3 separate regions of the Homo sapiens genome follow, and regions 1 and 3 are each linked to region 2. The links are chromatin loops, found by intact Hi-C in ENCODE. Cell type or tissue: Calu3. All regions are shown on one strand. Region 1 overlaps COL11A1 (collagen type XI alpha 1 chain). Region 2 overlaps LINC01709 (long intergenic non-protein coding RNA 1709). Region 3 has its middle 440 kb from the start of OLFM3.

Region 1 (8,000 bases), 1.3 Mb before region 2:
TGGCGATGGCCCTCCTGGCCCTCCAGGTGAAAGAGTACGTATGATACAGCCACATAATATAAAATGAAAATTAGTATTTCTGCAAGTATTTAGATTTCAGAGAAAAGATATATGTCTGCTAATACATGTGCATGTCTATCCACAAAATCTAGTCTGAATTTAAAAACGCTTATTTTTTAATTTATTCCTCTTCACCAATAAAAAAGCTTAATCAATATGTTCTACTAATTTTGTTATAGAAATGAGAAAAATGTGTGTAACTGGACTAAGATATCACTCTTATAGTCAAGACAAAAATAGATATTTTTTAAATTTTAAATACACTTGAAACATCTTTGCCCTCTTCTCCAATCAGCTTGCTTTCCATATTGATACTCATTTTGTTCACAGAGCTGGCAGCAAAATTATGCTGGTAAAAAACAAGCTACTAGTAGCCATTAAGCCAGAATCAATATACATTCAACTCAAGATAAAACATCTATTCCAGTAAATAGAATAGCTATTTAGTAAATTGATTTTTAATTGATGTAAGATGTAGCCAAATACATATGAACAAGCATGCCCTTTGTTTGGATTTTTTGGCAAAATATAACATTTTTGTAGCCAGATTTTTAAAAAAGCTATCCTCCTGATATAAGTTTAAGTATTATAATCTGTATTCCTTTAAAAAATTAGAATCATTTCTTCATATTCTATAATAATTTTCAGTATTATGGAGTCAGGTTAATATATTTTTGTATATTATGATTTGAAATGTATAATAGGCATTTTACACAAGACAGAAATACCTTGCAATGCATAACCTAAAATTGAAAATGAATAATTTTTATTTGAGTAGGAGCAATGAGCAAAACTTGAGTTTTTATTTGTGACGAAAATGGGAGTAGATAACACACAAGAATAAACATTTAATTAGAGTTGTGTTAAGTCTTTGGCTCATATTTAATTAATTTTCCGCTAAATGTTTCTCACTCTCGATGAACTGTTCCCAAATTAAGTCTATCCTGTAATTTTTGAGCTCATAAATAATACATTCATTTGAAGTATTTTATGGTCAGTCATTTTAATAAGGGACATTTAAATTAATTAAAAAGGCTAAATAATTAAATGGAGTAGAACAATTTAACAAAAATTAGCACAACTGTGAGTTTTGTTTTTAGAGCACCACTGATTCTCTCATGCATTTGGTTTTGTCTTCCAAAATGTTATGATCAATAATATTTCCTTACAAGTGAATATGCTTTTGCTGATACTGCATTTTAATTTGAAAAACAGCAATACTGTCATCCAACAGTATGATTACTTTTAAAAACACTTTGAGAGTGAGACAAGTACCTCTTGGGAATTTTTGTTTTGTTTTGTTGTTTTAGTAATCTAGGTGGATTCATTTTCAATAACTATTCATATATGTTTTCAATGTCTATACAGGAAGAACATATTTCCTATGTTCCTTGTGGTTGATGAGACATTTCATCCCAAGTATGCCTTCATTTTCTGCCAAGAATTTTTAATTATCTTAAACTATTTAGTTCACGTCTTGAGCACACAGTTGAAAAATGGCAAAAGTAATGCCATAAAATATTTTCCTCAAAATATATGAGTTGGGGAAAGTTCAGGGAATTAGTTCTGTAGTACCATTGGATTAGAAAATGAAATAACTATTTTTGCCCATTTCAAAGGACTCTCTCATGATCATTATATTTATATTTAACTATACAGTTATACATGGCATGCATATATATATGTATACATAAACTTTTATTAAAGTATTCTACAAATTAAATGTAATCCCTCATAATCATAATTTGCAGATCATGGATGCTGGTTATTAAAGGTTAAATATATCTTTTAGTTAGGTCTAAGGTTACCAAATTAAGTGAAAACAAAACAAAAATGGAACAACAGAACCAAGACACCTGGATAAATTTGAATTTTATATAAAGAATAAGTCATTTTTGTCACAACTATGTCTCATGATATTTAGGACATATTAAAATTATTCATTATTTATTTAAAGCTCAAATTTAGGCACTGGATATTTTATCTAGTCATCTGGTTTCAACACCATCTGTACACTGAGTCATTATGGATTTCTTAAAATCCCACCTGGAAACTATTTTGATTATTAGGAAAAGAATACGCCAGCCAGGCGCGATGGCTCACACCTGTAATCCCAGCACTTTGGGAGGCAGAGGTGGGCAGATTACCTGAGGTCAGGAGTTCGAGACCAGCCTGGCCAACATGGTGAAACCCTGCCTCTACTAAAAGCACAAAAATTAGCTGGGCATGGTGGTGGGTGCCTGTAATCCCAGCTACTCAGGAGGCTGAAGCAGGAGAATTGCTTGAACCCAGGAGGCGGAGGTTGCAGTGAGCCAAGATCGTGCCACCGCACTCCAGCCTGGGCAACAGAGCAAGACTCTGTCTCAAAAAAAAAAAAAAAAAAAAAAAAAAAGCCAACGTTTTCTGTGAAATTTTATAAAGACTCAATTTTTCATTTTTATTTTAAAGTAATGATTTTTGGAATGTTTCTTTCTTAAAAGATTTTAAATTCAAATTGCATTTGAAAGGCAGCAAAATTTTAGGAAGCAAAAACATGACATTTTAATAAATCAGGAAAATAGTTTGCTACATAACCAAAAGAATACTATTTTTAAAAATTTGTACTTAAAATGGATTTTTATTTAGGAATCATAGTGTCATAGTTTAATAAGAGTTTAAAATTTTGTAAGTTCCTAAGATTTGCCCAGTAGTTTTGGTAGTTTCATGTGAAATCTATTTTTGTTAACTTTATATATAACTTTGAAGTTACTTTTTAAATATAAGATGCTGGTAATAATAAAAACTTGTGATGATTTCTGAACTAACATTGGCTTATGAATGGTAATGAGATTTTTCTTGGGAAGGCTAGATTGATAAATAGAAAGAGTAAATTCTATTGAAGGCCAACTTCAGTAAACTCTATTTTTGATTAGAAAAATACATAAATCCTACCCTAAATGTATTACTTAAGACATTTTACTTATGTTATCTTTCATAAATCTTCTTAAATAAATGTAACTATTACGTTCTGGGCATATAGAGGATTATCTCTTACCAATTACTTTTTCTGCCAACAATGGAGTCACTGTAATGGGACTTTATGCACTTTTTAAAAATAGGTAAATTTGAGAGATGAATAATATAGTTAATTAAAAATCAAGCCAAGAATGATATTATAATTTTTATTTGGACTGAACGTTAATAACTACACAATAAAGTTATTTTTACCTTATCTACAAAAGAAATTTATACATGAGTAAAAAATATATTGACATCATCCAAAATAAATATATTTTAGATATGGAGAATAAAGGCATCTTCTGTGGTCTTTTTGAGATAGTCACATACTTTCTCTTTTAGTTTTGGAATATACGGCTAGATACAGAACAGGGATAGAAGATAGAATAAGTTTTAAAACAGTTTTTTTTTTTTTTTTTAAGCGGGGCTGTGGAATTGAATTGAATCAAAATATCTTCCTTGTATGAATGTTTCTAGCCAATGTTAAAAGTAAAGACACTGCAGAACTTCTCAATACTTACATGTTCTATTCACTTTTAATTGATATGAATTCTAAATATTTACAGTGTTCCTGAGGTAACATTGATGTGATGTGTAGTTTTGAGTAGAAATAGTGTGAAAATGTATCCATTTTACTTTTAGATTAGCACTTACTATCGTGTTGTATTACCATAGTTCTGTCACTGTGATGAAGAAGCTGTATGATACATTGTATTTTGTCTATGTAAATAAACCTCAAAGTATAAAGATGCATCTTCTAAGGCATATTGTTAACTTCTCCCCACTGCTTTTTATTTCCAGGGTCCTCAAGGACCTCAGGGTCCAGTTGGATTCCCTGGACCAAAAGGCCCTCCTGTAAGTGTCAGAGCTTCTCTTTCTCTTTCTTCATTTGATATTTTTACATTTTTGAGAGTCACAGCTTACATTTATATATTTGTTAGATATAATATTGATAAAATCTCTGTAAAATTACAATTGATGTCAAAGAAAGTAGACATTTTTAATTTATAAGGTTCATAGATCGTTTCTGAATATAATTTCAACATCTCTTATTAAGTATTTTTTGACAGTATACCGAAGACTAGAAAAACATGAATATCATTCTCTCAGCTGCTCCTTTACTGCAATGAATATAATTGATGACATTACAAATTGTTATCAACTCTTAAATATTTGGTATATTCGAATTTATCTTTATCTTCCATCATCAAAATAACCTTCTTCAAATATCACTTCCTAAATCCCTCCAACATTGTGATATTACTTAAGTCATGCTAAAATCTATTTATATTAATATTATATCTGTCTCTATAATCCCTTCTTTTTAGAAAATGTAATGAGAATTCTCATTAAATCTTAACCCTTTTATGAAATGTGTTTAGAGCAACACTTGAATGTTCATCAAGCATCTTCATAAAGTTAATTGAAATACTTTGTTTTCATATTTAAATATTTGTGGGGACATAGAACATACTGGGGTCTTTTTTGTTTTTGTTTGTTTGTTTTGCAACCTCCTCAGTTTCTTTAAGAGAGTGGGAGTCAGCTTACCCACCTGTCTAGGACAGTGGTTCTCAAATGTAGTCCCTGGCCCAGCAGCATCCACAGCTCTTGGGATATTGTTAGAAATGTTCCACTGACCAAATCACAATTCTGGAGAGGGGCAGGGGCCAAGTCTATATTTTAAAACACCCTCTAGACAGTTCTGATGCATGTTAAAGTGTGTGAACCTCTGTGCTAGTCCAGATGAACAATACTACCCATACTTTAATGTGCACACAAGTCATATTGGTGAATTATTTATTTTGAAATAATTAAACATCAAATATTAAGACAATCCTTAACTTTTTACAATAATTTTTAGACCCTGCTTAAATTATTATTTACCACTGAAGAGTTTTGCATTATTACTGCAAAGATATTAGGAAAGTATTGTTATCTGTATTACAAGGTTATAGAAAGATCGATACATATGGCTAGTGTTAAATATAAAGTAACCTTGGTACTACCTGCATATAATGCTTACCTACTATGTCAGTTTTGCTCCAAATGTAACATGAAGACTCTGCAAAGTTTCACAGAGAAATGAAAACAGTTTCAAAAGTCACTGTATGTATATTTTTATAAACATTCTTATAATTATTTTAAGCTGTATATTAGATTATTGTTTAGGAACATAAAGTTTAGTGACGTATATAACCTCAGTATTGTACCATTTATGTTTGTATGTATTGTTGAGAACTGCTTGGCTCATGTAATATTGTTTCATTGTCAAAGAAACCCATTTGACTCATTTTTTTATCAGACTTTTTCAGCCCATTGTGTTATGTGTCTTTCAACATGTTTTGAGCCATTGATCGTGCATGCATTTTGTCTGTAAGAGGTATCAGAAGCATAATAAATGCCTACACTTGAGAAGCATGCATTCTAGTAGGAGAGACAAGAAGGAGTATTTCTTTCACTGATAAACAAAGTGATTTTTATACTATGTTTCTCTAACAAGTGAAACATTAGAGCATGAAATAAAAATACCCCATTTCTCTAGTATGCAGTTTTATGCAGTTTGGGACAGAATTGGCTTCATCTGTTTGATATAGAAAGAAGAAGTTGGGGTAGAGAGATAGAAAAAACCTCTTCCTGTAAATTAATTGGTTCATCTCCTTCATCATAGCAGGAAAAAATTTTATATATATATGATGTATATTCACACAGACATATATATATATGGATCTAAATATTCCCTTCAGATTCTGTTAATATCATGCCCATATCGGCATATTTTGGGAATATGCAGCCATCCATTTAAAAAACACATTAACTTGAAATGATTAAGAATTATAGCATGACTAGTATGAGAAACATTCTATTTAGAATAGAAAAAGTCAAAACTCAGTGCCAATGAGAAGTGAGAAAACATCCTTAAACAATTACCTACAAGTTTTCACAGATTTTCTCGCCAAATCTGCATACCCTCATTTAGATGAATTTGTTCTCTCTGTCCTGTACCAGCTAGATCAAAGGGGAAGCCTGGGAAGCCTATTTTGATGAAAAAATTATTACTTTTACATAGATACCGTGAAATTATTTGGTAATTAGTCTGCTTATTTCATTGGTTAATAGTTTGTGGCCTTTATATTTATTTAGGGCTAATTGCTTGATATTAGAAGTACATACTTAAATCAAGAAAAATGATAATGACACCAATTCTTAATGCAGTATATTAACACTACTCCCTCAGTCTATCTAGGAAAGCCATTAAATATTATGTTGCATTCTTCCCAGGATGTGATCGCTTAGACCTAAGATCGCTATTTTAAAGTATTATAATATTTTGCAATGAATGTGTTATCTATGTCAGCAAATATGAGATATTTAATCTTATATTTACAGCTTTGTTAAAAAAAAGTAAGTCTTGTATTAGTGGCAAAGTACATCATTTAAGAAGCACTTTAGTATGGTGGAAAAAAAAGCCAGACATAATTGATATCCTTCAGCTGTCATCCTCTCTATAAAACTTTTATTATTGCCCAGAATTGAAAGCAAGTTTATTGCCAAATATATCAAACCAGTGATAAGGCACAGAAATTGTTTTATTTGCTATTTTGTAAAACTGGACCTCAATGAAGTCTACTACCAATCAACTAAATACTTATTTCTGTATGTCACCTCCAAACTGAGGGCAAAACTAAGTCTTAGCATTAGTATACACCTAGTAAATGATACGTGGGTATGTAATATATGTTTTTTAAAGAAGCCATGGTTAAATGACATCCAAGAATGTTTTGGGTCCTTGGTTAAAAACACTCCAGTTTTGTTTTTTGAAGAAGAGGATGGCAGTAGTAGCCCTGGAAAACCTGAAGAAGTCACTGAGCAAGCCATGATGTTGTGAAGTAGCATAACGGATTTTAATTAGAGTTGTTAATTTACAGGGCACCCAGGATGTCAATACACATGACTTAAGGGAGCAAAGATGGTTCTGGCACCACCAAGAACCTTTCTCCTGAAGTAACTAGCCAACCTGGAAAAAGTCTCCCTCAGTTGGAAGAAAGCTATTTGAGAAAATAACATTTTGGAACAAAGCCTGTTTTTCATACTCACTCTATAAGAACATATATTAAAAATAGATGTTCAAAAACAATTTTATTTAAATAATTAACATACAATGAGAGGTGTACCTGTTATAATTTAAAATATTATTATTAAAAGAATCATTTCTCTTCATTCATCTAGAAGGGTGATAGTATTTTTATCTCTACCCGTTGACCATGTTTTGAAATTTGAACTTGATACGTAATGGTTACTGAGTAGAATGAATAATCCATAAGGCAGTCTAAAGAAGCAGTTTCTTTCTACTAAGTATTTAAAATATAGGACCCTCACAGAGTTGTTCACTTTGTTTGTAGTTAATTGCTTCATTTATTTCTTAAGCCATGACAAAGACAGCATCCTTTATACAAAGTGATAGCAGCAGATTTGCTCTGTGGTACTTCACAAACATTATGCTTCCAAGAGGACATTTAAGAAAATCTACTGGGAAAAATTTGTCCTGATGACTTCTAGAATTGAGTATAACGTATTGTTTCCTTTACTTGAAAAAATTTGAGAGATAAAATGCCATTTTTTATGAGTTTGTATTTATTTTGCATTCTTGGTTTTTTTTTGTTTGTTTTGTTTTGTTTTTTGTTTTTTGAGACGGTCTCGCTCGGAGTGCAGTGGCGCCATCTCAGCTCACTGCAACCTCCGCCTCCCAGGTTCAAGGGATTCCCCTGCCTCAGCCTCCCGAGTAGCTGCGACTACAGGCGTGTGCCACCACGCCCGGCTACTTTTTTGTTTTTTAGTAGAGACGGGGTTTCAGCATGTTGGTCAGAATGGTCTTGATCCTCTGACCTCTTGATCCTCCCGCCTCGACCTCCCAAAGTGCTGGGATTACAGGTGTCAGCCACCCT
Region 2 (8,000 bases):
ACAAAATTAGCCAGGCGTGGTGGCACATTCCTGTAAGCCCAGCTACTTGGGAGGCTGAGGCAGGAGAATCACTTGAACCCGGGAGGTGGAGGTTGCAGTGAGCCAAGATCACACCATGGCACTCCAGCCTGGGCAACAAGAGCAAAACTCTGTCAAAAAAGAAAGAAGAAGAAGAAGAAGAAGAAGAAGAAGAAGAAGAAGAAGAAGAAGAAGAAGAAGAAGAAGAAGAAGAAGAAGAAGAAGAAGAAGAAGAAGAAGAAGAAGAAGAAGAAGAAGAAGAAGAAGAAGAAGAAGAAGAAGAAGAAGAAGAAGAAGAAGAAGAAGAAGAAGAAGAAGAAGAAGAATTTTACACTCTTTGTAAAGAAAGAAAGGAAACAACATATTTGATACTTTAAAAAAAGTGACAAAAAAAATTTTTAATATATACATAAGTAGAGAGAGTGCCTGGTTTGTCCCCTAACCCCAAAAGGTCCTTAATGAGCCAAAAAATATACACAAATATAAATAATAATTTATCTATAGATACTTACACACTGAATGGCATTATGAATACATTTGCCTATACACACATACATGCATGTGCGTACCTGAGATCCTTGCTCTCTGTTGAATGATCAAATCCTATGAGATGAGATTAACTTCAAGGGTCAGACTTACTTTAGATAGGTGACCATAAAGATCCAAATTAAACAGATTCTCCACAATTATCTCTCATCAAAGTTTGCAGAAGAGTGGCACTGGTATGGGAGAAGGGCAGAAAAATGCTGGGAGAAGAAGGGCAGGGTCCCTGGCGAGGGCTCCACCCTCGAGCTTGTACCCACGGACCTAGGTGAGGACAGGCACTCCTGTTTTTGTGCCCAAATGTTGCATTTTCTAAGACCACCCTAACCTGCCATGCCCCCTATCCTGTGCCTATAAAAACCCTGAGACTCTAGTGGCCATGCACACAAGTGGCTGGACATCGAGAGGAACACACCAGCAGAAGAGCACACAGGCAGTTAGACGTCTAGAGGAGCAGAGGAACAGAAGAGCACACCAACAGGCAACAGCAGACACCAGCAGGCCATCGACCAGTGGAACAATGTGGATGCTGAGGGGAATTTGCCCAGGGTGGTCAGAGGAGAGTGCAGCCATTGAGTGACTGAACTCCGGGGGAAAACCACCTTCCCACTCCATCCCCTTTCTGGCTCCCCATCCATCTGCTGAGAGCTACTTCCACCATTCAATAAATTCTTGCATTCATTCTCCAAGCCCATGTGTGATCTGATTTTTTCCAGCACACCAAGGCAAGAACTCTGGGATACAGAAAGCCCTTTGTCCTTGTGATAAGGGTCTAATTGAGCTGATTAATACAAGTTGCCTACACACGGCAAAACTAAAAGAGCACACTGTAACACACACCCACTGGGGCTTCAGGAGCCGTAAACATTCACCCCTAGACACTGCTATGAGGTCAGAGCCCCACAACCTGACCATCTCCATGCTCCCCCTAGAAGTTTGAGCTGCGGGGCATCAAATAAGTGAGCCACACCTTCATCATACACCCTGCAAGGGGGATAAGGGAAATTTTCCCATTTCAGCACCATTCACCTTTCCCATCCCTTCCCATTATATATTCTCAATACAACCATGGCTGCATTCCCTCTTTTCATATTTATGATGTAATTAATCATCTATATCAGATACCAACTATAGACAAATTAAGTATAGCTAATTGGATCTAGACTTTAGTGAAATATTTTCTGGTCTGGTTCTTTCTTCTTTTCCCCAGTTCTACACATGTGTTTTTTTTTTTTTAACTAACAGAATTTTTAACTTTTCATTGGCATCCCTTTGGTCAATTGACGTATATTCTGTAAAGACAGGTACTTATAAGCCAAACCATTCCCTTACTTGTGACAAAGATTCTCTCCTTGTTCAAACCTAGTCAAGATCCTCTGAACCCCCTCCTAGGCCAGACCTCAATATTCGGCTATAAAACTGCAGCCTCTCAGCACAAATGATTCCATTATTTTCCTGCCCCAACACTAAGAGGCTTGAACAAACACCACCACAGTTTCTGGGGTGACCTGATCCCCAAACCCCCTTTAAGGTGTCTGCCTCAGAAAGCTCAGTGCTTCCAGGGGAATTTATTGTTTGTTACAGCCAAAACCTGGTAATAGACAGGTCTCTGAATACTCTCTTAGGGCAGTTACTCTTGAAAGCTTGAAGTTGTAAATATAATACTTTCTTTCTGCTTTTGAGACTGATGTTTCCCACCATCTAGAACTTTCTTCTCAAGAACCTGAGATCTGTCTCTTTGAAATGCAAACTTCAGGGAAATAACTCTGACTCTCTCTCCCAGCCTGATGGGCATCTTGCTCCAACATGTACCACTACCTTCTGTCATAAATATAAGTTCACATCTCCTCCTGATAAGCACCAATTTAAATACACGATTTCTGCTCAAGCCTCCACTTTTTCCTCTTCCTCACTCCCTCATTCTCCCTTAAAAATGTCCAGTACCTCTGTACAAATCAAAGCTGAGTTAATACTGGAACTTCTTCCCCATTGCAACGTGAAGGATAGAAGACTATCCCACTTCAAAATATGCTACTTTAGCATGAGGATTATTTTGAACTGAAGGCAACTGAGAAAAAGCAGATACAAGAAAAATTTTCTGCCTTCTTCCTATTTGCCTAAAGACAAAATATAAATTTGTAAAGATAAAGATGTCCCCTCTTTTTTCTGTAACAGGAAGAACAGAAGTAAATCACCAAAGACTATTTTAGACCCTTGTCAGCTGGAAGTCAACAGAGGACACTCCACAATAAACTTTACTAACTAGCCCTATCTTCCATTAGTTTCCCCCATGTATTTACCTTCTCATGATTTGCCACTCTAGAAACTCTATGTCCTTTTATTTTTGTTTTCTCAATTCCCTAAATGTGTATTGTTCTTTTGTTGGGATCCTACACAAGCCCAAGTTCTAACTCCTGTCTTAGTCTATTAATATTGCTATAATGAAATATCACAGACTGGCTAGAGAAAAGAAATTTATTTTCTCACAGCTCCAGAGGTTGGGAAGTCTAAGATGTTTTTTGATAACAACTTGAATGCTATATTCTCTGAAGGGGTGAATGTTATGTCCCCATGTGGAGAAGGGCCAAAGAGCAAAAATGGTAAAGCTAGTTATCTTTATCTCCTTTATGAGGTTATACTCATTCATAAAGGTGGAGCCTTCATGATCTAATTACCTTTTAAAGGCCCACGCTGTTAATATAGTTTCCTTGGGGATTAAGTTTCAACATTAATTTTAGAGGGAACAGAAGTGTTCAAACCGTAGCACCACCTCTTTCAATTACTCATGTTTGAGTACTCCCATGGGTATGCACATACATTTGTTGATAAATCTGTTTATTTATCTGTCTTTTGTCAGTCTAATTCTCAAGGCTCCAGCCAATGAACCTAAGAGGGGTAGAGGAAAAACAGTATTTTTTCTTCTTTACCAAAGGTTATTGATGAAAAACATTTGTCCTTACCACTTTATCTTTGACACTTGCCAGCATGATGTTCTGCAAACTGAAAACAAAGGAAAAATGCCTCTTCTTGTACCAGTACCAACAACCAAGGCCGAGGACCAAAGGGTTTCATAAAGGGGGTCTGGAAAAGCTCAGAGGGGCCAAAAACTAGTTTCTCTATGTGCTAAAAGTATAATGCATCAAAAAGGAGCAACTAGTTAATTATGAGATTGGCAGATAAACGCTAAAATGGTTGGGTGACTAACTCATGATGTTAAGATTGCAGATTATCTTTTTATCATTTTGTGCTTTTCTATATTTTAACTTATCAAACATAAACAATTATGCTATTAATCAGAAAAATTACAATGTCAGAAGACAGTTTCAAAAACTCTATATCAAAAGTGACAGTGATGCATAGGAGAGAAAGAGAGAGAGAGATCACCAAAATAAAAGAGTAGAAGCGATCTGGCTTTCTTGGTTGTTCTCCCCCTCCAAAAACAAAACCAACCACCTAGTGCCAAGGTGATCACCAGAAATATCTCAGAACTCAAAATTAAGTCTGTGACAATCACTGGGATCACAAAGAAGCGAAAATCTGCCAGCAGATGATAAAAGAAATGGACCACTCTAACTGCAATGCCCCTTCCTGAAGCTGCTAGGTACCACACAGAAAAGTCACCCTACACTCCAGTTTCTACACTGGGAAAAGTAAAATCAAGGCAGACAGCCAAGTTCCCCATCATCTTGGGGTTTTTGTTTTTGTGTTTTGCATGATAACCATTCCTGCCACAACCCATGGGAAGCATTGTAAATGGCCTGTAGGGCAAAAATTCCTGAGGGCAGCTAGAGAAAAAGAGTAGGGTGGGGCTAGTAACATTCAGCTCATAAAATGTGGTGGCTATTGTTTGACTTGGCCAAAAAAAAGGTGGCTATTCTCTGACTTGGCAAAATCAGGGAGGCTGTTTAGCAGCATAATACTGTAGGGTACATGCTCCATGGGTCCTCTGGCCACAAACATCTAGCCAGCCTTCCCGAAAAGCCAGGGGTAATCTTTGGGATCCCCCAATATTCAGGAAGGGCAGACTAACTTTTGCAAGAGCCACGGCAAACCTAGGCTTAGGGAGCCATCTAGTGCCATAAAAGAGGCAGCAATCTCGGGCCAGGGGAACTCAATCAACACAATACCTATGCAGAGACATGCACTAGAAAAAATAAATCAAGCCAAACAGTAAAGACGGAGGTAAATGATTAATCCTTCAGTGCAATGATATAAACAGAGGTTTATAAGAAATAAGAGCAAATGAGGAACCATGAACTCCCTAAATGTAAAAAACAAGAAGGCAGTGACTGATCCCAATGAAATGACAATGTGTGAGCTCTTGGATCAATAATTCAAAATAACAGGTTTGAGGAAATTCAGTGAACTCCAAGGTAACACAGAAAAGCAATTCAGAAATTTATCAAATACATTTAATAAAGAGGTTGAAATAATTTTTAAAAACGAAACAGATATACTGGAGGTAAGAAATACAAGTTAAACTGGAAAATCTATTGAAGGATCTTAATATTAGAATTAATCAAGCAGAAGAATAAGTGAGCCCAAAGACAGGAGATTTGAAAATACACAGTCAGAGGAAAAAAGAATGAAAAATACTTACAAGAGCTAGAGGATAATCTCAAAAGAGCAAATCTAAGAGTGACTGGCCTTTGAAAGGGAACTGAAAAATTGTAAGGAGTCAGAAGTTTATTCAAAGAAATAATAAAATAAAACTTTCCAATCCTACAGAAAGATATAAGTATCTAGATATAGGAAAATCAAAGGTCACCAAAGAGATTCAACCCAAATAAGTATACCTCAGGACATATAATGATTGAACTCAGAAAGGTTAAGAACAAAGAGAGGATTCTAAAGGAAAAAGATGCAAATAACGTATTCGGGAGCTCTGATTCATGTGGCAATAGACTTCTCAGCAGAAACTTTACAGGCCAGGAGGAAGTGGGATGACACATTCAAAGTGTGAAAGCAGTAAAACTGTCCACCAAGAATACTGTATTCAGCAAAACTATCGTTTACATATGAAGGAGAGATAAAGACTTTCAGAAAAAACTAAGCTGAATTAATCAACATCAGACCTGTCTTAGAAGAAATGTTAAAGTTTTTCAATTAGAAAGAAAAAGATGCTAATGTTCAACAAGAAAAAATCTGAAGGTATAAAACTCAGTGGTAAAAGTAAGTACATAGACACATTAAAATAGTTTAATACTGTAATTGTGATATGTAAACTACTCATATATTTAGTATTAAGATAAAAAGACAAATCTATCAGAAATAATAACTACCACAATATAAGAGATAAGCCATGTTAAAAATGCATAAATTGAGACAACAAAAAGTCAAAGTGTTGTGGAAATTGAGATAAAATATGTAGTATTATAGTTTATTATTTGTTTTTATTTTTTTAGATCAAACGCATCATTATTATTTTACTTTTCATAACTAAAAGATGTTTTTCTGTAATCCACATGGTAACCACAAAGCAAAAACCTCTAAGAGATACACTAAAAATAAAAAGTAGTGAATTAAAATATATTACCAGAGAAAATCACTTAACCACAAAGGAAGAAAGTAGGAAAAGAAGAATTGAATACAGGAGTAACAAAAGAGCCAGAAAACAAGTAACATAATGGCAGTAGTAAGTACTTACCTATCAATAATAAAATTAAATGCAAATTGACTAAATTCTTCAATTAAATGACACAGAGTGGATTAATAGATTTAAAAAAAAGGACTTGATAATATGTTGCCCACAAAAAGCTCAGTTCATCTGTACAGAAACACATAAACTGAATGTAAGGGGATGGAAAATGATATTCAATATAAATTAAAACCAAAGAAGAGAAGGAAAAGCTATACATATATCAGATAAAATATACTTTACCTCAAAAACTATGAAAAAAGGCAGAAAAGGTCATTATATAATGACAAAGAGTCAATTCATAATAAAAATATAAAAATTATAAATATATATGCACCCAACACTGGAGCATCCAAATATATAAATCAAATATTAATAGATCTAAAGGGAGAGATATACTGCAATACAATAATAGCAGGGAACTTCAACACCCCACTTTTAGCAATGAACATACCATCCAGACAAAAAAAAAAAATCAACAAAGAAACATTTAAGTTACAACTATTCTCTAAACCAAAAGGACCTAACATTTACAGAATACATATTCTTCTCATTAGAACATGGATCATTCTGCAGAATAACCATATGTTAGGCCACAAAACAAGTTTCAATAAATTCAAAAAAGTTTAAATCATATCAAGTATCTTTTCTGACCACAATTGAGTAAAAACAGAATTCAATAACAAGAAAAACTTTAGGAATCTTACAAATACATAGAAATTAAACAACATGTTCCTGAATTACCAATGAGTCAAAGAAGAAATTAAGAAGGAAACTTTGAAAGTTTTTGAAATAAATGAAAAATTGAAACACTACATACCAGAAACTACAAGATACAGCAAAAGTAGTACTAGAGGAGTTTATAGCAATAAACATCTACATTAAAAAAGCAGAAACAGTTCAAATAAGCAAGACAATGATTCACCTTAAGGAACCAGAAAATCAAGAACAAACCAAACTCAAAATTAGTAGGAGAAAATAAATAATAAAGATCACAGAAGAAATAAATGAAATCGAGACTACAAAACAATACAAAAGATAAATTTTAAAAAGTTAGTTTTTTGAAAAGATAAACAAAATCAACAAAACTTTACATACACTAAGAAAAAAAGAGAGAAGACCCAAATTAATAAAATCAGAGATGAAAAAGAGACATTACAACTGATAGCACAGACATAAAAAATGATCAGTAGAGATTACTATTATATAATGACAAAAAAGTTAATTCATAATAAAAATATAACAATTGTAAGTATATATACACCCAACACTGGATCATCCAAATATGTAAATCAAACATTAATAGATCTAAAGGGAGAGACAGACTGCAATACAATAACAGTAGGGAACTTCAACACCCCACTTTTAGCAATGGGCATACCATCCAGGCAAAAAAAAAAAAAAAAAAATCAATAAAGAAACAATAAATATGCCAATAAATTGGAAAACCTAGAATAAACAAATAAACTTCTGGACACATACAACCTACCATGATTGAACCATGAATAAATAGAAAATCTGAACATACTAATAGCAAATAATAAGATCAAAGCTGTAATAAAAATTGTCTCACCAAACAAAAGCCCAGGACCTGCTGGATTTATTAGTGAATTCCACTAAACTTTTAAAGAGCTAATACCAATTCTACTTAAACTCCAAAAACTTTGAAGAGGAGAAAATACTTTCACATTTGTGCTTTGAAGCCATCATTACCCTAATAGCAAAACCAAGTAAGAACATAAAAAAAAAAAAGAGAGAAAGAAAACTACAGGCCAATATCCCTGATGAACAAACATAAAAG
Region 3 (8,000 bases), 780 kb before region 2:
TTGCATCCAAATGGAAATATTAAGTACTGACCTTTCAAGGAGAGGAATACCAGCAAACCAGAAGAGGTCTCTGTTTATAGAAGTCCCCAGCCATGGTTTTCTAAGATGGGATTGTCAAGTTCTTGCCCTCCCAAATCTTCTCTTTCAGTTAAATCTCCATATGAGGGCATGGAAATGATGGATCTTTTTGTTTGGCCTCTCCGAGATAATGCAATTTCTAAAAAGGAACCTAGGTTAGGGATGTCCCCAAATGATGTGGTCATGTCAGTGGAATTTAAAAATAATAGGTTGGGGATCACTGCTACTATAGTGCAGGTTCCTTTCCAGTACCTAGGGAGAATTAAGTGTAGCCAGGAGCCACAAAGGAAATATAGTCCTGTCCCTTGAAAGGGTGGTTCTAAGTTGTGACCTTTGAAGGGCACACACAGATCTTTCTCATATCTTAGGAGCCTTACCCCCTTACATATAATAGGAGCATCTTTAGGATAGGGATATCCATATAGTCATTCACAACGCCATTTTGAATCTTACATGCTAAATGAGAAGGGTCCACCTGAAAAATGGAGTTTAAAAATATTAGGGACATAATATGCCCTGGCCAATATCTCAGATGATCCTCGTGGCAAGGGCTGTTTGTCCAGACAACTCCACTTTGCCCACAGATTTGTAGGCTGCTACTATTAGCAAACATCATACAAGGGTCTGGAATTCCATGTGAGGGCATGTTTGGAAAGGCCTATATGTTATTCTTTACATTATAGTAAAGGCGGTTACTTAGAGCATGCTATTCCCATCAGGATTTTCAAGCAGAAGGAGAGGCTATATTCTGAGAACCCCCCAAAAGGGCTTCTGATTTATTAGATCATGCTTATTACACTTTCTTGGGAACCTGTGACTTTCCAAATACTTGAACTATCAGAAATTGCAAGTGTGATGTTACAATATTTGAGATCTCCCCAATAATGTCCTTCCCCACTGCTTTTAAAGCAGTGGGAGGCATTTGCTATTACCTGGTCAGCTTTTCCCAGCCAGAGGTTGTGAAGCTTATCTGTGGGGAAAGTGTTATTTGGTTCTGGAGGCAGAATGTTTTCCTGAGAGGAGTTAGTTACCCAGTTGAAAGTGTTCCCATACTATATCCAATTTATGCCTGATAAGTCTTTAAGGGTCAAAGGTTAGGCTAACAAAGAGAATCCTAAGACAGTAAGTTCTGGGTTATTGAGAAGTTTCTTATTTTTACTGAACTGAGCAAACTGCTCAGAACAGACCCAGAAATTAGTCTTGTTGTACAAGTGGGCCATGGTTGATACTGGAGGAGCTAAAGAATGTGCTGTATCATTAAACCCAATAACAAGTCCTAGCAGACTCAGTGATAATAAAATTTTCATGTTCCCTTCTTGTAACTATTATCCCTACAATTTTGTGTCAAAAAGAAGCTCCAGTATTTGACAGTAAATCTTGAGAAAAAAATAGAAATAACTAAATGGTAGAGGTGGAACTGAGTAGAATAAATAGCTCTTGCTCATTTGCTTATCTTTCATGATTTTCAGCTTAAGGTCTCCTATTTCTTCACATTGGTATCCAGGATGTTCCTCTGGGCTGTCAGGGGTTGCTCACTCAGCTTTCCAGGCTTTGACTTGAGTTGATACATCCAGGAATTGATACCTGGAACTTTTACTGCTAAGGGGGTTGAAAGGAGAATGATTTAATTCCCTTCCCAGCTTGGGCTTAGGGAAGGAGAGAGAGAAGGGAGAGCTTTTACAAATACCAAATATCCTGGGTTAAATAAAGGTGGTCCTACTTCTTGGGGTTGGGTTTCTGCTAGTTGAGTTAATTCCTGTTGAAAGCAAGCCAGAGGGGTTACATGCTTAACCAATTCAGAGGTCTCTTTGTCTATTAAGAAATCATTGATGAGAAAAGGCTGTCTGTACGCGTCTCAAAAGGGCTTAGACCTAACTTGGAAGGGGTGTTTCTTACCGGCAGTAAAGCCGTGGAAAGAAAAGTAACCCAAGGAGAGTGAGTTTCTTAGGACAGTTTCCTGAGATGTCTTTTGATGATATCATTTGTCTTCTCTATCTTTCCTGAAGACTAGGGTCTCCAGGTGCAATGGAGATGATACTGTATGCCTAGTGCCTTTGAGAACCCCTGTGTGATGGCTGCCTTAAATTAGGGGCTATTGTCACTTTGGAGGTACTTAGGTAGACCAAAAGGGGGAATAATTTCATTAACTAACACCTTTACTACCTCAGAGGACTTCTCTGTAAGGCATGGAAATGCTACTACCCAGTTAGTGAAAGTATCTACCCATACCAGGAGGTACTGAATGGCCTTCGTCTTTGGAATGTGGATGAAGCCAATCTGCCAGTCCTCCCTTGGAGAGCTTCCCATCCTTTGGGTTTGAGGAGGAAAAAGCTGCCTGTTCAGGGAATTATTTTTAAGACAGACTTCACAAGCATTAACAACCCATTTTGTTGTTAGTAAGGTCTCTCCTGAAAACAATCTCTGAGAACATTGAAAGTTTTATCCTTTCCCAAGTGAAAAGCTCGGTGAAGGATTTTAAGGACTTTCTATTGGCTGCAGCCTGGCAAGTGGAGCTTGCCATCCTCTGATTGCAGCCCTCCTGAGGGCTGGAAGGTGTCCCCTCGAGAAGTGGCCCACTCCATTTCTGCATGGGAATACTGAGGCTTGATTTCTCTTATAGAGCCTTCCCAAGTTAGAGAGGCTTCAAGCATTTTGATGCCATGAAGCTTTCTTGCTGCTGACTTGGCTGCCTGATCAGCTAGCTTGTTTCCTTCAGTTATTTCATCCACTCCCTTCTGATATCCCTTACAATGCATCACTGCTACCTCTCATGGAAGGAAAACTGAGGATAAAAACCTGTTAATTTCCTGATGGTATTTTATAGGAGATCGATTGGCAGTAAGAAAGTGTCTTTCTTTCCAAATGGCAGCATGAGCATGGAGAACTAGGAAAGCATACTTGGAGTCAGTGTAAATGTTAGCTACCTTTCCCTTGCTTCACTCAAGAGCTCTTGTAAGGGTTGTCAGTTCAGCTATTTAAAAGCGTGTGCCTGGAGAGAGAGACACACTTTCAGTAACATCATTCAGAGTGACCACTGCATATCCTGCTTCACAGACTCCTTGCTCTACAAAGGAGCTTCCATCTGTGAAGAGGGTCCAGTCTCAATTCTCTAGGGGTTTTCCGGAGATCTTCCCTGGCTGCATAGGTCTGTACCACAGCTTGTTCATGTTCTAGTTCCCCCATTCCCTCAGGGAGGAAAGTGGCTGGGCTTAAGCAAGAGTAAGTCTTTAACTGGATGGTGAAAACTTCTAACAGCAGAACTTGATATTTAAGGAGCCGACTGTCTGTTAACCAAAGGCTTCTCTTAGAGGACAGTAATCCCACCACATTATGCGGAGTATAAACAGTTAAGTCATTTTCCTGGGTTAATTGAAGGCTTTTGGGACTAGTAGGGCCACGGTGGCAATGCTGGCCATCCTTTAGTCCCAAATCTTGTTTCTTACTCAGGTTACTCATAGGCTGTTGAGCTGGTCTTCAGGCCTGTGTTAAGACTCCCAAGGCCATTCCCTTCCTTTCTGATGCATACAGATTGAAGGCCCTTCCTACAGGGAGGCTGAGAGCCAGTGCCTTTACTAGGGCCTGCTTTAGCTGGTTCCAGGCCTTTTGAGCTTCAGGTTTCCAGGTTAAGAGATGAGATTTAGCTGCTTGAGTTTGTCTTATGAGGTGATACAGAGGATGAGCTATCTCACCATACCCAGGTATCTATAGCCTGATAAAGAGAAGTGAGAAAAAGGGGCCCCTTTAGTCTCCTTCCTTGTGGTGTGAGCCAGGGTGGAGAGGAAGGCAGTGGAAATGTTCTTCTTGCTCTTTTCCCTCTGTGGTTCCTGGGTCCTGGCACCTTGTTGAATGTTCCACCCCTGGTTGTAGGCGTGACCTCCAGCCATAGAACCAGAGAAACTAAGCAATTGGGGTTATTCACGCCCACCCAAGTGGCTCTAGTCCACTGCTTATGATTTCCTTTTGACTTCCTAGACTTGTGTGACCTGCCTGTCTCTCTGAAAAATGGATCTCAGGAAAAACTATGTAATAGTTTTTAGGGGCAAGGCCCCTTTAATGGAGACAGCATGCTAGGTTGAACTCTGTATCCTGCTATTATGACCAGTGCTGAAGCGTTTACCCTTAGAGAATGGTTTTGGTTAACTCCCGAACTTCAAATCCCCTTACTAATGAAGTACCACTCTAATTGGAGGTCGAATAGGTGCCTCAAAAGAACGTACGGGGCCAGGCGCAGTGGCTCAAACCTGTAATCGCAGCACTTTGGGAGGCCGAGGCGGGCGGATCACAAGGTCAGGAGATCGAGACCATCCTGGCTAACACGGTGAAACCCCGTCTCTACTAAAAATACAAAAAAAAATTAGCCGGGAATGGTGGCGGGCGCCTGCAGTCCCAGCTACTCAGGAGGCTGAGGCAGGAGAATGGCGTGAACCCGGGAGGTGGAGCTTGCAGTGAGCCAAGATCGCGCCACTGCACTCCAGCCTGGGCGACAGAGGGAGACTCCGTCTCAGAAAAAAAAAAGAAGAACATAGGGACCAAATGGCCGTTTTCTTGATAATTTGGCCTTGGAGGATATTTTAGCCCTAATTGCTGAAGGCAGAATTTTCCTATTTACAGAAGCAGCATGTAGCCTAGCTTTTAATAGCCACAAAAAGGGGAGAGAATCGGGAGGCTACCATGTTTCAGTGAAGGACCGACAATGTGCCTCATGGAGAGGATCCCTATTCCACTAGGTGGTGCTGTTGACCTTGAAATACCATGTGCTCTCTAGACCAAGGGCAGAGTGACCTTGACATGCCATATGCTCTCCGGGCCAAGGTCAGAAAGAGACCTGGAAATGCCATATGCTCTCCAAGCCAATGGCAGAGAGAGACCTGGATGTATCATGTGTTCTCCAGACCAAGGGCTGAGAGAGAGAAATGCTCTCTTTGGTTGGTTTGGGAGCGGGGGTGGACTCTGTTCCTAGAAAATCACAGACACCTTCTCTTGAGCTATATCCCTGGTTAGTACAACATTTCTTAATCTTGCCAAACAAGATTATGTCCCCGAACTGTAAAACTTCCCACACATTGAATACATAGAAAGGATGAGAAATACGATGGCCCTGGACAGGTAAGGAAGAAATTACAAAAGGAAAGTTGGAGAGCCCATTGCCAACACCGCACTGGGGCCATTGGAGGCTGGGGTAAGTACAGAAGCCTTTGGATAATACCGAGGGGTAGCCCTGATTGGAAATCCTCAGTTGTCCCAGGACTTCTTCCAGTACCACATGATGTCTAAGTCCTCCATGAAAGAAAACTGGTTTAAACATGGCTCACTGAGAACTCCCATACCCTTGCTATCTGCCTAAGTGATTACTTTTTAACTCCTATATCACAGTTACCTCCCACAAGGTCCCTTCCTCAACACGTGGGGATTACGGTTTGAGATGAGATTTGAGTGGGAACAGAGAGCCAAACCATATCATAGTGTGTTGCTTAATTTTCAAATATTTGGAAATTTTTTATTATTCCTTCTGTTATTGATTTCCAGCTTCATTTCATTGTGGTTATCAAATTGTATGCATTAAAACATTTTTAATTTATTGAGACATTTCATGGACTAACATATAGTTTATCTTGAAGAATATTACATGTGTTTTTGAGAAAAATGTTTATTGTGCTATTGTAGGGCAGACTGATGAGTGTGTGTGTATTTGTTTGTGTACTTTAGGTATTGATGGTTTATGCTATTGTTCCAGTCCTCAAGTCCTCTATTTTTAATTCATTTTCTGTTTAGAAGTTCTATTCATTATTGAAAGTGGGGAATTGAAGTCTTAACTAGTACTGGACAGTAGTATGTTTCCTTCTTCAATTCTATAAATGTTTGCTTCAAATTTTGAGTCTGTCTCTAACATATATGTGCTTACATTTGTCACATCTTCTTCATGATTTTACTTTTTATTATTACATAATGTCCTTCTTTGTGTTTTGTAACAGTCTTTTTGTGTGTGTTTTGTTTTGTTTTGTTTTCGCCTATCTTGTCTGGTATTATTAATTTAGAAATCTGAAATAAAAAATGTTCCAAAATCTGAAATGTTTTGAGGTTCAACATAATGTTAAAAGAAAATGTTCACCGGAGCATTTGGGATTTCCATATTTTCAGATTAGCTATACTAAACTAGGAAGTATAATGCAAATACACCAAAATCTGAAAAAATCAGGTATCTGATTTTTTTTCTAGTCCTGAGCATTCTGGATAAGAGATACTCAACCTATATAGCCATCTCCAGTTCTTTTTTGGATACTGTTTAAGGGTTTGTGTTTTTTTTCTTCCCCCCATCCTCTTACATTCAGCCTATTTGTGTCTTTGGCTCTAAAATGAGTCACTTTACACAGCATATAAGTGAAGCATGTGTTGTATTTTAATCCATTCTACCAAACTCTGCCTTTTGATTGTAGAATTTAATCCATTTACATTGAAAAAAAATGATGGAGAAGGAGTGACCTCTAAAATTTTGCTATTTGTTTTCCGTACTTCTTATGTCTTTTTTGTTTCTCTTTACCTTCTTTTGTTTTTAATTTTTTGTAGTGTACCATTTTGATTTCTTCTCATTACTTTGTGTGTATATTTTTAAAATGTTTTCATGGAAGTTACTATGAGAAATAATATTAATATCCTAAATTTATAATAATCTAGCTTAAAATAATATTATATTAGCCTTAACAGCACACAGAAACTCTGCTCATATTTATCTCTGTCTTTATTTTGTTTTTGTCACAATTTATTGTGTGTGCTCATTAACATAGCTTTATAATTACTGTTTAATGCATTTGTGAAATCACTTAGGAAATAATAGAGGAATTAAAAATAAAAAATACAGCAATACTCCTTTTTATATTTACCTATGTTGTCATATTTAACAGAGTATTTTATTTTCTTCTTGTGATATTTAAGTTTCTGTTGATTGTTATTTCTAATCAACCTTAAGTTCTCCCTTTAACATTTTTTGTAGGGCAAATTGACTAGTAACAAATTTCTTCAGCTTTTGATTATCTAAAACTGTCTTATATCTTAATTTCTTCCTTATTTTTGAAGATAGTTTTGCCAGATGTAGAATTGTTGATTAATGGGTCCTCCTTCCCTTCCCTTCCCTTCCCCTCCCCTCTCCTCGCCTCCCCTCCCCTTCCCTTCCCTTCCTTCCTTTAATCTTTCCTTCTTTCCTTCATCTTTCCTTCCTTGCTTTAAAAATGTCATTTCACATCCTTCTGATGTCCATGGTTTATAATAATAAATCTTCTGTTATTATGGATAATCTTAAGTGATGAATTGCTTCTTTCGCTGCTTTTAAGATTCTATCTTTGTCTTTGATTTTTGAAAATGTGATTATAATATATCTTGGTGTTGATCTCCTTGCATTTACTTTCTTGGAGTCCATTGAGTTTCCTAAATTTGTACATTGTGTGAGTTTTTTAAAATCAAATTTAGGGAGCTTTTTTGCCATTGTTTTTTCAAAGATTATTTTTGTCTCTTTCTTTTCTCCTTCTGAGATTTTCAGTACGTGTATATTCTATGTATATTGGCATGCTTAAAAGTATTCTGCTTATCTGTTAGGCTTAGTTCATTTTTTTCTATTCTTTTTGTGTTCTACTCCTCAGACTGGTTAATTATAACTGTCTTATTTTCAAATTCTCTGATCCTTTCTTATGCCTGCCCAAATTTACTTTTGAACTTTTCCAGTGAAGTTTTTATTTGTTATTATACTTTTCAGCTCCAGAATTTTTTTGAATAAAATTACTTAAGTCTCCATTGATAGTCCCTATTTACCACATATATTACTCTGTTTTCACACTGCTATAAAGAAATACCCAGGAGTGAGTAATTTATTAAAAAACAAAGATTGAATTGACTCACAGTTCTGTATGACTGGGGGGGCCTCAGGAAACTTA

The links. Peaks named below come from ENCODE experiments on the same cell type or tissue, not always from the same donor. Only the 100,000 strongest peaks of a DNase experiment are listed, where the experiment ranks them.
Region 1: it touches region 2 in a loop (5-fold over the local background); 4 of 110 quality-filtered maps call a loop at or near these places.
Region 3: it touches region 2 in a loop (6-fold over the local background); 7 of 110 quality-filtered maps call a loop at or near these places.

What each region holds. Positions count from the first base shown.
Region 1 is chr1:102,970,742-102,978,741 of GRCh38, reverse strand. COL11A1 (collagen type XI alpha 1 chain) reads left to right here. Exons shown (of 67, transcript NM_001854.4): 35 at 1-34; 36 at 3,859-3,912. Among named protein-coding and RNA genes, the nearest start is that of COL11A1, 130 kb to the left of the region's middle. In Calu3, no CTCF peak of the experiment used is centred here; no DNase peak of the experiment used is centred here.
Region 2 is chr1:101,650,199-101,658,198 of GRCh38, reverse strand. All of the region lies in intron 2 of LINC01709 (long intergenic non-protein coding RNA 1709), which reads right to left. Among named protein-coding and RNA genes, the nearest start is that of LINC01709, 15 kb to the right of the region's middle. In Calu3, no CTCF peak of the experiment used is centred here; a DNase peak (open chromatin) is centred at 4,648.
Region 3 is chr1:102,431,486-102,439,485 of GRCh38, reverse strand. No RefSeq gene overlaps it. Among named protein-coding and RNA genes, the nearest start is that of OLFM3, 440 kb to the right of the region's middle. In Calu3, no CTCF peak of the experiment used is centred here; no DNase peak of the experiment used is centred here.